Linked DNA regions of Mus musculus: region 1 is linked to region 2. A link is a contact called in ENCODE Hi-C or POLR2A ChIA-PET data. All regions are on one chromosome and are shown on one strand. Each heading gives the region's core, a stretch centred on a gene start or an enhancer-like site at or near the end of the contact. The rest is flanking DNA. Distances are from core to core; before and after follow the strand shown. Region 1 overlaps Rere (arginine glutamic acid dipeptide (RE) repeats). Region 2 overlaps Rere (arginine glutamic acid dipeptide (RE) repeats).

Region 1 (5,289 bases), core at 545-3,044, 61 kb after region 2:
GCCCAAAGTATGATCTGTTGTTGGGTTCTGTTTTCAGTTGCCTAACAAATGGTATTTCATCAAAACTTCAATTAGGTTGAAAACAGAATTAAAAAGTATCTAAAGCCGGGTGTGGTGGCACACGCACACCTTTAATCCCAGCACTCGGGAGGCAGAGGCAAGTGGATTTCTGAGTTCGAGGCCAGCCTGGTCTACAGAGTGAGTTCCAGGACAGCCAGGGCTACACAGAGAAACCCTGTCCCAGAAAACAACAACAACAACAAAAAGTATCCAACTTAGCCCTGGGGCCTTGAATTGTGCTCTATGCAGTGCCCTGAGAGCACCAAAGCTTCCTCCTAAGAGAAGAGGGGAGGGAAGAAAGCCGGAGGTGGTGAAGCACACTCTAATCTCAGGAGCAGAGGCCAGTGGATCTCTAGGAGTTCAAGCCAGATTGAGTTCCAGGAAAGCCAAGGCTACACAGAGAAACCCTGTCTCAATAATAAAAACAGACAACAACAGAAACAAATAAATAGAGATGAGAAGGAAAGGTAGATACCGGCCCTCTCTGACAGATGAATCCTACGAAAGCTGAGGGTTTGGAAATGGATTCCCTAAGAACTATTTGAATCATCAGTCTGGTCCCCAGGAGAGTCCTGGAGACCTGGTAGGATATGGGTTGGTAGTATAAAGAGAGGGTCATCCTGGGCGCCCAAGCATGAACTGGCTGACATTGCTTTGATAGAATACTTCTGCCCTTGTACTCTGAAGCCCATGTTGTGAGCTCACACTGAAAAAAAATGCACACCACCACCTCTTCCCTATAGCAGACCCTCAGGTAGTTTTGCTCTTTATTGTTAATGTAGCACACACACCACTCCAGCACACCTTTTAAAATGTTCAGGTGCCGGGCGTGGTGGCGCACGCCTTTAATCCCAGTACTTAGGAGGCAGAGGCAGGCAGATTTCTGAGTTTGAGGCCAGCTTGGTCTACAAAGTGAGTTCCAGGACACCCAAGGCTACACAGAGAAACCCTGTCTAGAAAAATCAAAAAAGAAAAAAAAGGAAAAAATGTTTAGGTGGAGCTGGAGAAATGTCTTGCTGGTAAGACTTGGCCACTCTCAAGAGGCCCTGGCTTCAGTTCCCAGTACCCACATTGCTGTGGACAGGAGCCTGTAAGTCTAGTTCTAAGGTATATGACACCATCTTCTGGCCTTCTCAGGGACTGCACAAATGCAGTGCACTACATACATGCAGGCAAACACTTAATATACATAAAAATAAACTTTAAAAATGTTTTAGTGATGGAATTTCATTATCACTGGCTCCCTCTGAAGTCCCATGTATTTAGGCAAACACAAACTGTTTTTTAGGAGACTTAGGTTGGCCAGAATGACAAAGTATCTATGGCATAAAACAGATTAAGAATTGCCCCTTGTTTCTGGAACATTCAAGATGTCAGGTTCAATGCCATGGCCTCAGAGTTGGTACTTATTATACCTGTGGGCGCCGTGTGTGCTGGCTTAGGACACAGACCCTAGGGGCTGCGCATGCTTCCTTAGACTCTTGTGTCTCAAACTGGTCAAATCAACATTATCCTAAGAATAGAATGCATTCTGATAATCCAGGTCACAGTTAAGCATTTGGGAGTCCAGTTGGAACCACCAGCACGTGTGGCTTCCAGGAGGTCCTTGATCAACCCTGAAGAGGAAGGACACTCTTGTTGTCTCTAAGCCACAGTGAACAGTTGAAGAGTTTCTTGGTTTTTATCAAGCAGTTGTGACTTCCCCTGTAACGTAGTTGTCTGGGTTGTTCCTTTAACGTCCTCCTCCATCAGTCGCTGTTCTCCTTCCGGTGCTTCTCTGGCTGCTGATTTCCTCTGCGCACCAGGTCCCCTGACTTGAAATGACAAGGCCGCATTTAGCTCAGGTTTCTCAAACGCTGCGACTTCATCTCGTTTACAGTATCACATTTCTGTTGCAGTACACTGTGTGATCTGGGCCTCCCCACAGCATTTTAACAATTGGTAATTGGGCAGGAAGTATGTTTTTATTACAGGGGCCTTTTGATTTTGATTTTACAGTCATGTCGTGTTTAGCAGAGAGCAGGAGGTGGGCAAGTAGTGCTCTGAAACACATTTGTGACAGAGAGAAGTCTGTTGTTTCAGCCACTTGGCTATCTGTCAGCTCTTCTCAGACTTCCCCCTTGTGCTGGTTGCCTGGCAACCTGGGGCTGGAGCAATCAAACCGTGGCCAGTGCTTTTCCAAGCCCAGATTGGGAGATGATTTATTGGTGAAACTGTAAGCACCGTAAACCAAGCCTTAGAAATGGATCTCTCTTCCCCTCCCCCTCTCGGTTTATAGGAACGACGTTGCGAAAAGATAAAAGAAGGAAGTTAATTGGAGGATTTTTATCACACATACACACAGAAAAGAATAAAATTAGGTCCTTGTTGTGTCCACATATTGTTATTGGAACTTCTTCCTTTATTGCTTTCTTTTTTTTCTCTCTCCTTTTTTTTTTTTTTTTCCTTCGAGACAGGGTTTCTCTGTGTAGCCCTGGCTGTCCTGGAACTCACTCTGTAGACCAGGCTGGCCTGGAACTCAGAAATCTGCCTGCCTCTGCCTCCCAAGTGCTGGGTTTAAAGGTGTGCACCACCACTGCCCAGCTGGTGGGTCTCTTTCAAGCGTGTGCACAGTATGTGTCTGTGTGAGCACAGTATGTGTCTGTGTGAGCACAATATGTGTCTGTGTGAGCACAATATGTGTCTGTGTGAGCACAATATGTGTCTGTGTGAGCCTATTATAGAAGACAGGGCTTCTGATTGTTCTTTCTGAACACGCCCAGGCTCCCCACTTTCTGCTTCTGCCCATGCTGCCTTTTCTCCCATCCCCCACATTACCTCCACTTTTCTTTTTTGAGATAATCTTTCAGTGTAGCTAGCCTAGCCTTGAACAGCTGTCTTGCCTTCACCAGCAAAATGCCAGAAGTAATGGGTGCCCCCTGCTCCTAACTAAAGTCACTCTAGCAAGATGGATTTTCCTGCCAAAATGAAACTCCACAGCTCTTATGACAGTATCTCCTTCCTAACCTCAGATACCTTCTCCAACAAACAAGTGCAGGGAACCATGTTCTGCATCAGAAGGGAGGAGGGGGCAGAAAAGTCTCAGCTTGCAGCTCAGTGTGTCCAACTGTGAATGCAAATGCATTAGTAGTGTGTTTGTATCCCTTTTAAGCAGATAGAGCTGATCTGTTTGTGTGTGTGATTTACACACAGCTGTGTTCATGTTCCCTCAGTATCAATATTTTTAGCAAAAGTGAGGTATCATGGGAGCACTGTTGTTCTGAACAGAAACCAGCAGGGCAGCCTTGTGATTGGCTCATACCAGCTTTCTATCTAGAAGCCTCCCTTTAGGGACTTGCCTGAGTGTGATAGCCATCATTCACGGGGGCAGAGTGAGCAAACACAGTGCCTGTGGTGGGTAGGAGACAGTGACTGCTGGTTGACAGGAAGCTTACTGGTGACTGAGGTCTGCCTTTGATGGAAGTGCTTCTTAGCTCCACTGGACTGCATTTCTTAAAAAGACATTGACTTTCCTTCCCTTTGGGCTCATAATCTTGTTTTGTTTTGTTTTTAAAGATTTATTTATTTATTTATTATATGTAAGTACACTGTACCTGTCTTCAGACACTCCAGAAGAGGGAGTCAAATCTCGTTACGGATGGTTGTGGGCCACCATGTGGTTGCTGGGATTTGAACTCCGGACCTTTGGAAGAGCAGTCGGGTGCTCTTACCCACTGAGCCATCTCACCAGCCCTCATAATCTTGTTTTATGGGTTTTTTTTCTTCTTTGAGTAGGATCTCACTACGTAGCCCTGGATGGTCTGGAATGTACCATGTACACCAGACAGACTGGCTTTGAACTTACAGAGATCAGCCTGCCTCTGCCTCTCCAGTTCTGGGGCTAAAGATGTGAACTACCATGCCCAGCTGGTTTTCTTTGCTTTGGTCGGTGATATCTTAGCTGAACTCAGTGAGGAACTCAGGCTAATATCATATAAAGGGAAAATAAAGTCCCTACCAGGGATTACAGTGAGCCTGTGGTGCCTTTTCCTGATCTGGGAAGTCAGGAGACGTCTCAGTGGCTTACAGATATAGTGTATTTGATTTGAGATCATATGTCTGTATGAATATGGGTCGTTGTTGCCCAGAGCTGTGCTAGTACAGTTATATAGCTCCACAAAGGTGACCATTTGGTGCTTGGGCGTCTTGTTATTGTAAGCCACTGGTATATACACACACACACACACACACACACACACAGAATATATAAACAGTATATATGTGTATGCAATATAAATATATATATATACTTACATAAATATAATTTTATAATGTAAACACTTATGAACACATATTTTTGAGATATAACCTCTTGTAGCTCAGACTGTTCTTGAATTTCCTATGTAGCTGAGGGTACCTACCCATCAACTTGTGATCCGTCAGCATTTCCTTTCCTAGCACTGGCCTGTGCTGCTGCTCCTGATGGGGAATGGATCCAGGGCTTCATACTCAGCCCTCCACCCTCCACCCCCCACCCCTTTTAAAACAGGTTTTACAAAGGGCTTTCTCACTGAAATGACTTTTCTCCTTTGCGCTTTAACAGCCAAGCTACAGTTCTTTTTATTTTATACACCTTTGCTCTGTGCTGAGATCAACTTTGTTAATGAAAGCTGAACCTTTAACAGCATGTTTCTGAACCACGTTCTGGAGCATTTGTATGGAGATTCTTGAATGATACCACAGGGAAAGAATGGCTGTTTGTGTTCTGTTATTAGTGCCAGGTTATTTTTAATTTGAACGTAGCTGTGTAGCCAATAATTGGCAAGATGTATTTAGTCAGCTGAATCTTTGCACCTGTTGATCTGCTGTTTACCTAGCCTCTGACTTGACTGGGCCAGTACCCTGAAGCAAAGGACTTTGCTGTGCTCAACACAGTCATCTAACTTAACTCAGAGAGTCATAGGTAAAGGTAGGTGGGAGGACTCAGCTGTTACTTACACCACCCGACATGTAGTCATTTTCCTACTAGGTATGTGGTCCTTGAATGGGAAATAGAGTAATGTTCATTTGCTAGGAGACAGCCTGTGAAGGAGTAGTCAATACACAAAGGTTGAAATAGAAAACTGCTTATTCTTTCCCTTAAGCAGGTAGCTGGTAGGAAGAGGATAGCTTGAATCCTCTAGTAATTGTGTAGGTTTGGTTGGAGAAGATAAGGAAGGCATCCTTTGGTTTTGTTAGTTATATTTAGAC
Region 2 (5,775 bases), core at 213-2,712:
TACAATGTACTTCCATATAATAAATAAATAAATCTTTAAAAAAAAAAAAAAAGAAAGCAAATTAGGGGTGTGGGATGGGAAAGTCTCTGGACAGATGGGACAGTGGTCAAGTGCACTCACTGCCCTTCCAGAGGCTCTGGGACTTAGTTACAACTATCCATAACCCTAGCTCCAAGGATCCACTGCCTTTCTGACTTCTCTGAGCACCAGGCATGCATGTGGTGCATGGACATACATAGAAGCAAAACATTTATACACATAAAGTAAATAAATCTAAAGGAAAGGAAACTAACTAATAGGGGCCTGGAGAAGAAGGCTCAGCAATTATTGGTTAGAGGTCTGAAGTTTTGATTCCCAGCATCCAATGTCCCGTGGCACATAATCCCCTATAACCCACTCTCTGTGAGATCTGAACACCTTCTGGCCACTGCAGTCACTGACTGCACTGTACAGGTGCACACATACACGTGAAAGGAAATCAGAATGACTTTGAAGGGACAGTGGACAGAAAGGAACACTCACACATTGTTTCTAGTGATATAAAATGGTGTAGCCACGATGGTGATGAGTTACAGGTGTTCCTCAAGAAACCCAAAGGTGACCCACCATACCCTCGCAGGCTCGTCTGCCAGAGGAGTCACCACGCCAGAGATGCTCTGTATCCAGGGTTATGGCAGTATTGTTCACAGTAGCCATGTGTGGAAAGCCTAGGTTCTCGCGCATAGAAACAGATCAAGACAGTGTGCTGCTATGGAAAGTTATTCAACTATAAGGAAGTGTGAAAGTAAATGGATGGAACTGCAGGATCATCCTTTTAAGTAAAACAAACTAGACTGAAAAATAATAATTATATGTTTCTTCTCCTAGATTAAAATGTGACATGAAATGGAGGGCAGACTGCCTGGAAAAACAGCACATGGGGAGGGGGAGAAGTACACACAGCACACGTAGCAAAAATGCACACTTACTACATGCCAGCTAAAGCTTAAAGTGTGCACTGGTAAGAGCCAGGCTGCTCTTAGACGTAGTAGGGAGCTAAAAGTAGGCTTGGTTCCTATCTTCACGGTGGTTTTTCTCTTCAGAACAGGACAGCCATTTGTATGATCTGTGACTGTTCCAGAAAGTCATGACTGATAGAGGCTGCAGTGAAGTTTGCAGATTTGTCCTGTTGTAACTGATAGCCATCACATTGTGCTAAGAATAGCAGTGACTGTCCAGCAGGCCTCTGTCTAGTTCATACCATAGCTGCAGCCTTAGTTATTTGCCCTTAAGAGCTGGAGATATATATATATATATATATATCATGTCCAGACTACATGTGAAACTAAAGTTGACCTGAGTCATTGTCTTGTTCTGGAGTGCAGAGTACTTGTACTGTGCAGCACATATCCACAGAGGCTGCTCCCTCTTCCCTTTCTTTGGGATGATGAAATGATGCTGTCCATTCTCAGGCCAGCCCTAGGGTGGTGCAGGCCTGAGGGACCAAGTCAGGAGAAGCCTCTCTGTGGCTGGTGGCTTCCGCCTTGCCTCCTGGCACAGACTCTTCTCCCTTTTAGAAATTCAGATACAAGCTTTCTGCCTTTCTGTCCACTCCCTGTTTACTTCTTCGACTAAACTGTTTCCATGGTAACAGGTTACTTTTCAAAGGGAACATCTTGTCATTTTATTTAATCCACTGCAGCTGAAGAGAGCTGAAATATTAAGTTGTAGTTGCTATGGATACTGCTTTGTTACATCAGTTTCTTTTGTATCAGTTTTCATATACAATGAGTTCTCTTTTCTTTTTCTTTTGATACTACAAAAATAAACACAATGACTTACCATCATCATTGTTATTTGGCTTTTGCAACTGGTTAGTTTTTTATATCCTAACCAAAGATTTGTAGAATACTAGAGGTTGAGAGTCAGCTATTTTTCAAAACATAATTTATATTAGCTATACAGAGAAATTATCTGTGCTAGGAGGGACAATGGTAATTTTTAAATAGAATGAACACAGATATACATATTAAGTTGGATCCATAGTATTTTGGTGTTTCAAATCACAGAGGTTCCTAGGAAGTAGAAAATGTAAGAAGTCAGCAGGTACAATGGAGCTGACCTATGATCTTTGGAAGGCAAAGCCAGATTGTCAGTTTGAGTCCAGTATGGACTTCATAGGAATACACACACACCCTGTCTCTCACTCACAGACTCAACACACACTCATATACTCACTCGCACACAGACACACTTTCTGGGATTTCTTGTCATTATTTTAAATTAGATGTCTTGGAGTTTGTTGATTGTTCTGGCCTTTTCTGAGACAGTTTCTCTGTGTAGCCTTGGCTGCCCTAGAACTCAGAGTTCCACCTAGCTCTGCCTCCTGAATGCTGGGATTAAAGGCTTTTGCCACCACCTCCAACCTTGGAGTTAGTTGACTCTGCAACAGTACTGGCTCAGTTCTTTGTATAGACCTGGAGGCTGTGTCTGTTACTCAGCCTCTCTCATGTCTGCCTTTCTTTCCTATTTCAGTCTATTTGTAGCCCATCTGTTGACTTTTTAAAAAATTTAGCTCCTGCCTTGTAGTAGTGGTACACACCTTTAATCCCAGCACTCAGAAAGCAGAGGCAGGTGATCTCTGAGTTTGAGGCCATCTGGTCTACAGAAAGAGATTCAGGACAGCCAGTTCTACACTGAGAAACCCTGTCTCAAACAAACAAACAAACATAGAACCACAAGCAGAAGAGCATGCAAGTGTGGGGGGAAGTTTCTGCCTGCCTCTGTGTATGTGTGCACGAGCGTGCGTGCACGTGCCCTGGAGTGCTCATGCAAGCGCACGAGTGCATATCTGTGCTCCTATATCAGGGTGCAACTGTTGTCTCTTCCAAGCTCTCAGTCCCGCTGCCCTTTCCCTAGGTAGTTCTATCCTTCCCTCCCAATCCCAGCACCTACAGCCTCTGAGCTTTCTCCTGGTCAAGAAAGTTACAATGATGTTATTGTTTGTATGTAATTGGGATTCTTTTTAAGTTTTAAAATTAACTTTACACACGTGTAAATCAGAGTTGGGACTCTCCTTCCATCATGTTTTCTAATTCATGTCATCAAGCTTGGTTGCACGTCCCTTTATCCCCTGAGCCATTCTGTAGACCCCTCACTTAAAAAATTTTTTCGGGCTGGTGAGATGGCTCCGTGGGTAAGAGCACCCGACTGCTCTTCCGAAGGTCCGGAGTTCAAATCCCAGCAACCACATGGTGGCTCACAACCATCTGTAACGAGATCTGACTCCCTCTTCTGGAGTGTCTGAAGACAGCTACAGTGTGCTTACATATAATAAGTAAATAAATCTTTAAAAAATATATTTTTTCAAATTACTTTATGCGTGTGTATGGACATTCCATGATGCATAGGTGGAGGCTAGAGGACAAGTTTCCAGAATTGATTTTCTCCTTGTATCATGTGACAATCCAGAAGATTATTAATAAGTGTTCACATTGTATACCAGCTTTCGTGTGGGAACTTAAATTGGCAGTAGGGTGGTTGCCGTTCCAGCAATAAAGCAAAACAGAAACCAAAGCATTGCACACTGTCTTTAAAATATCAACTATTATTGGATCTTGGTGCAGTACTAGAACAATGGTAAACAGCGTGGCGGCTCTCATAGGTCTTGAGTTTGAGGCTAGGTATTGAGATATTGCCTCAGAAAGTAATCATAGCTGGCCTATCTATAACTTATCATGCAGACCATGAGAGCCTTGAACTCACAGCTCTGCCTGCTTCTCCTAAATAAGTGGGATAGTAGGTAGATCGCACAACCATTAGGGAACCATAAAGTAGCAGAGACATTCTAGAATAGGCCAAAGATTGAGCTGTAAATTCAAGTCACCAGAGAAGCTGTGGTTCAGGCTTTCTGAGGTACAATAGGAGCTCCTTGCATTCAGAAAGCATTTGAAAAGTCTGTGGCAAGGCTTTGGCAGGCTAGTTTGGTCATGGCTGTCTAGGAAATAGAAATGAACATGTTAGGGTGGAAATAGTGGCTATGCCAAGTGAAAAAAGCAAGCAGGTTGGTTTGGTGTGGTGATGTACACTCTAGAGTCGGGGCAGGCAGATCTCTGAGTTCCAGGCCAGCCTCATCTACACAGTAAATTGTAGCTGAGCTGAGCTTACACAGAGAAACCTTGTCTCCCAGAACCAAAACCAAAACCAAACCAAGCCAAGCCAAGCCAAGCCAAGCCAAGCCAAGCCAAGCCAAGCCAAGCAGGTAGTTTTAGAAAGTTGATGTGACTTGGTCTGTTGAATTCTCAACATGGTTCTTGTTCTCTACATAAACCTACCTGAGTAGTCCAACTACAAGCTTCTTTCTCAAAAAGGAAAGCAGATGCCTACCCTTTCAAAATGAGCTTCTTGTGTGAGTGTGTCAGCATCATAACCTTTCTAGTCAGTCTGCTTCTGGTGAGCTGTTGTAGTTTTATTTCCCCTTGAAAATGCCCACCTTCTTCCTTGCCGCCTCCTTCAGAGGCATCCAGTTCACTCCAGGCTGAGTGACTTGGCTGTGTGTGCCAGAGGTAGGGGGTACACAGGATAACAAAACAAAAGCAAATGAACAATTTTGCCACCTCAGCAGGTATTGGTTGAACTTTGGGAGGTGTACATCTTGTTTAAACCATAGCACATTGTTGTAACACACAAAGTTCACACTGGAGAGACACGGGATGGAGGCGTAACACAGTTGTCAAGAATGACCATTTATGTAGGGTCATGGGCATTGTTAGCCTGGGCTGTATGCAGCTGGTTGGACATTGGGAACCTGGCTGGTTTCTTTAACTCTCGTAGTATTTTTGTGAAGTTTCTTCTGGAATGGGATATCTTATGTTTATGATAATGGTATCTGGGTCTTTTCTGGTTGGGGGATGGATGCCACCTCCCTGACAGGTTCATTCTAAGAATCTTAGTACTGGCACTACATTTTTTGTGTTATTTTTGCTGTCCTCTCGCCCTTTGTCATTGCTACTGCTGACCTACCTCCCTGATAGCACCCCCAAATAGTTCTCTTGGTGAGAACGTTTGTTGGAGTGTAAAAAAAAAGTGAGACAGGTCCTGTAGCTCCGTTGGTAAAGTGCTTGCCTGCCATACATGGTTCCTGAGTCTGGTCTTCAGGATACTGAGCGTGGTGAGACATGCCGTGGTTTTGTTCATTGTTCGGTTGGTTGGTTTTTGAGACTTTTCTCTGTGCAGTCCTGGAAGTCACTCTATAGATCAATCATGCAAACTCACAGAGGTCCACCTGCCTCTGCCTCCTAAGTGAGTGCTGGGATTAAAGGTCTATGTCACCATCCCTCACACAGGTAATCTCAGCCCCCAGGAAGGAAGGAAAGATCAGAAGTTCAGATTCCCCCTAATCTATATAGTGAGAGCAAGGAGGATAGCCAGGGCTTCATGGAGAGCTCCTGCCTCACACAAGTGCTATAGGTAGAAGACAGTAGAAGAGACTGCAGTCAGCTGGAGAGACGGCTCAGCAGTTAAGAGCACTGGCTGCTCTTCCAGAGGTCCCAGGTTCAATTCCAAAGCACCCACGTGGTAGCTCACAATGTCTGTAGCTTCAGTTCCATGTCCATCTGATGCCCTCTTCTGTCCTCAGAAGACAGGAGGACACACAGAAGTAAATAAACAAGTAGTAATGACAAATAGGTGTCTCTTATCTACTTGAAGTGACTTTAGTTCCCTTGAAAAAGAGTCTTCAAATATTTATGCCAGAACAGCTGTGTTAACCTTGTGTTCTCTTCACTGCAGGCGGCT

The links. A loop is a pair of places that touch in the nucleus more often than their neighbours do. ChIA-PET counts read pairs that join two places held with the same protein, here RNA polymerase II (POLR2A).
Region 1: a map of heart shows a loop between it and region 2 (1.9-fold over the local background). The contact joins two enhancer-like sites. A Hi-C loop is called at or near these places in 6 of 37 maps with a recorded cell type or tissue (gastrocnemius and heart). POLR2A ChIA-PET finds 5 or more read pairs at or near these places in 2 of 5 experiments (Patski and embryonic stem cell).

What each region holds. Positions count from the first base shown.
Region 1 is chr4:150,554,802-150,560,090 of GRCm38, forward strand. The region is part of intron 11 of Rere (arginine glutamic acid dipeptide (RE) repeats); the gene reads left to right. Among named protein-coding and RNA genes, the nearest start is that of Gm52709, 90 kb to the left of the region's middle. Within about 2 kb of position 1,795, at least 1 of the 3 ENCODE cell types and tissues checked has a DNase peak (open chromatin) inside an H3K27ac peak, as active enhancers do; it is heart, where a contact is called at or near this core.
Region 2 is chr4:150,494,234-150,500,008 of GRCm38, forward strand. It overlaps Rere (arginine glutamic acid dipeptide (RE) repeats), which reads left to right. Exons shown (of 23, transcript NM_001085492.1): 8 at 5,770-5,775. Among named protein-coding and RNA genes, the nearest start is that of Gm52709, 30 kb to the left of the region's middle. Within about 2 kb of position 1,463, at least 1 of the 3 ENCODE cell types and tissues checked has a DNase peak (open chromatin) inside an H3K27ac peak, as active enhancers do; it is heart, where a contact is called at or near this core.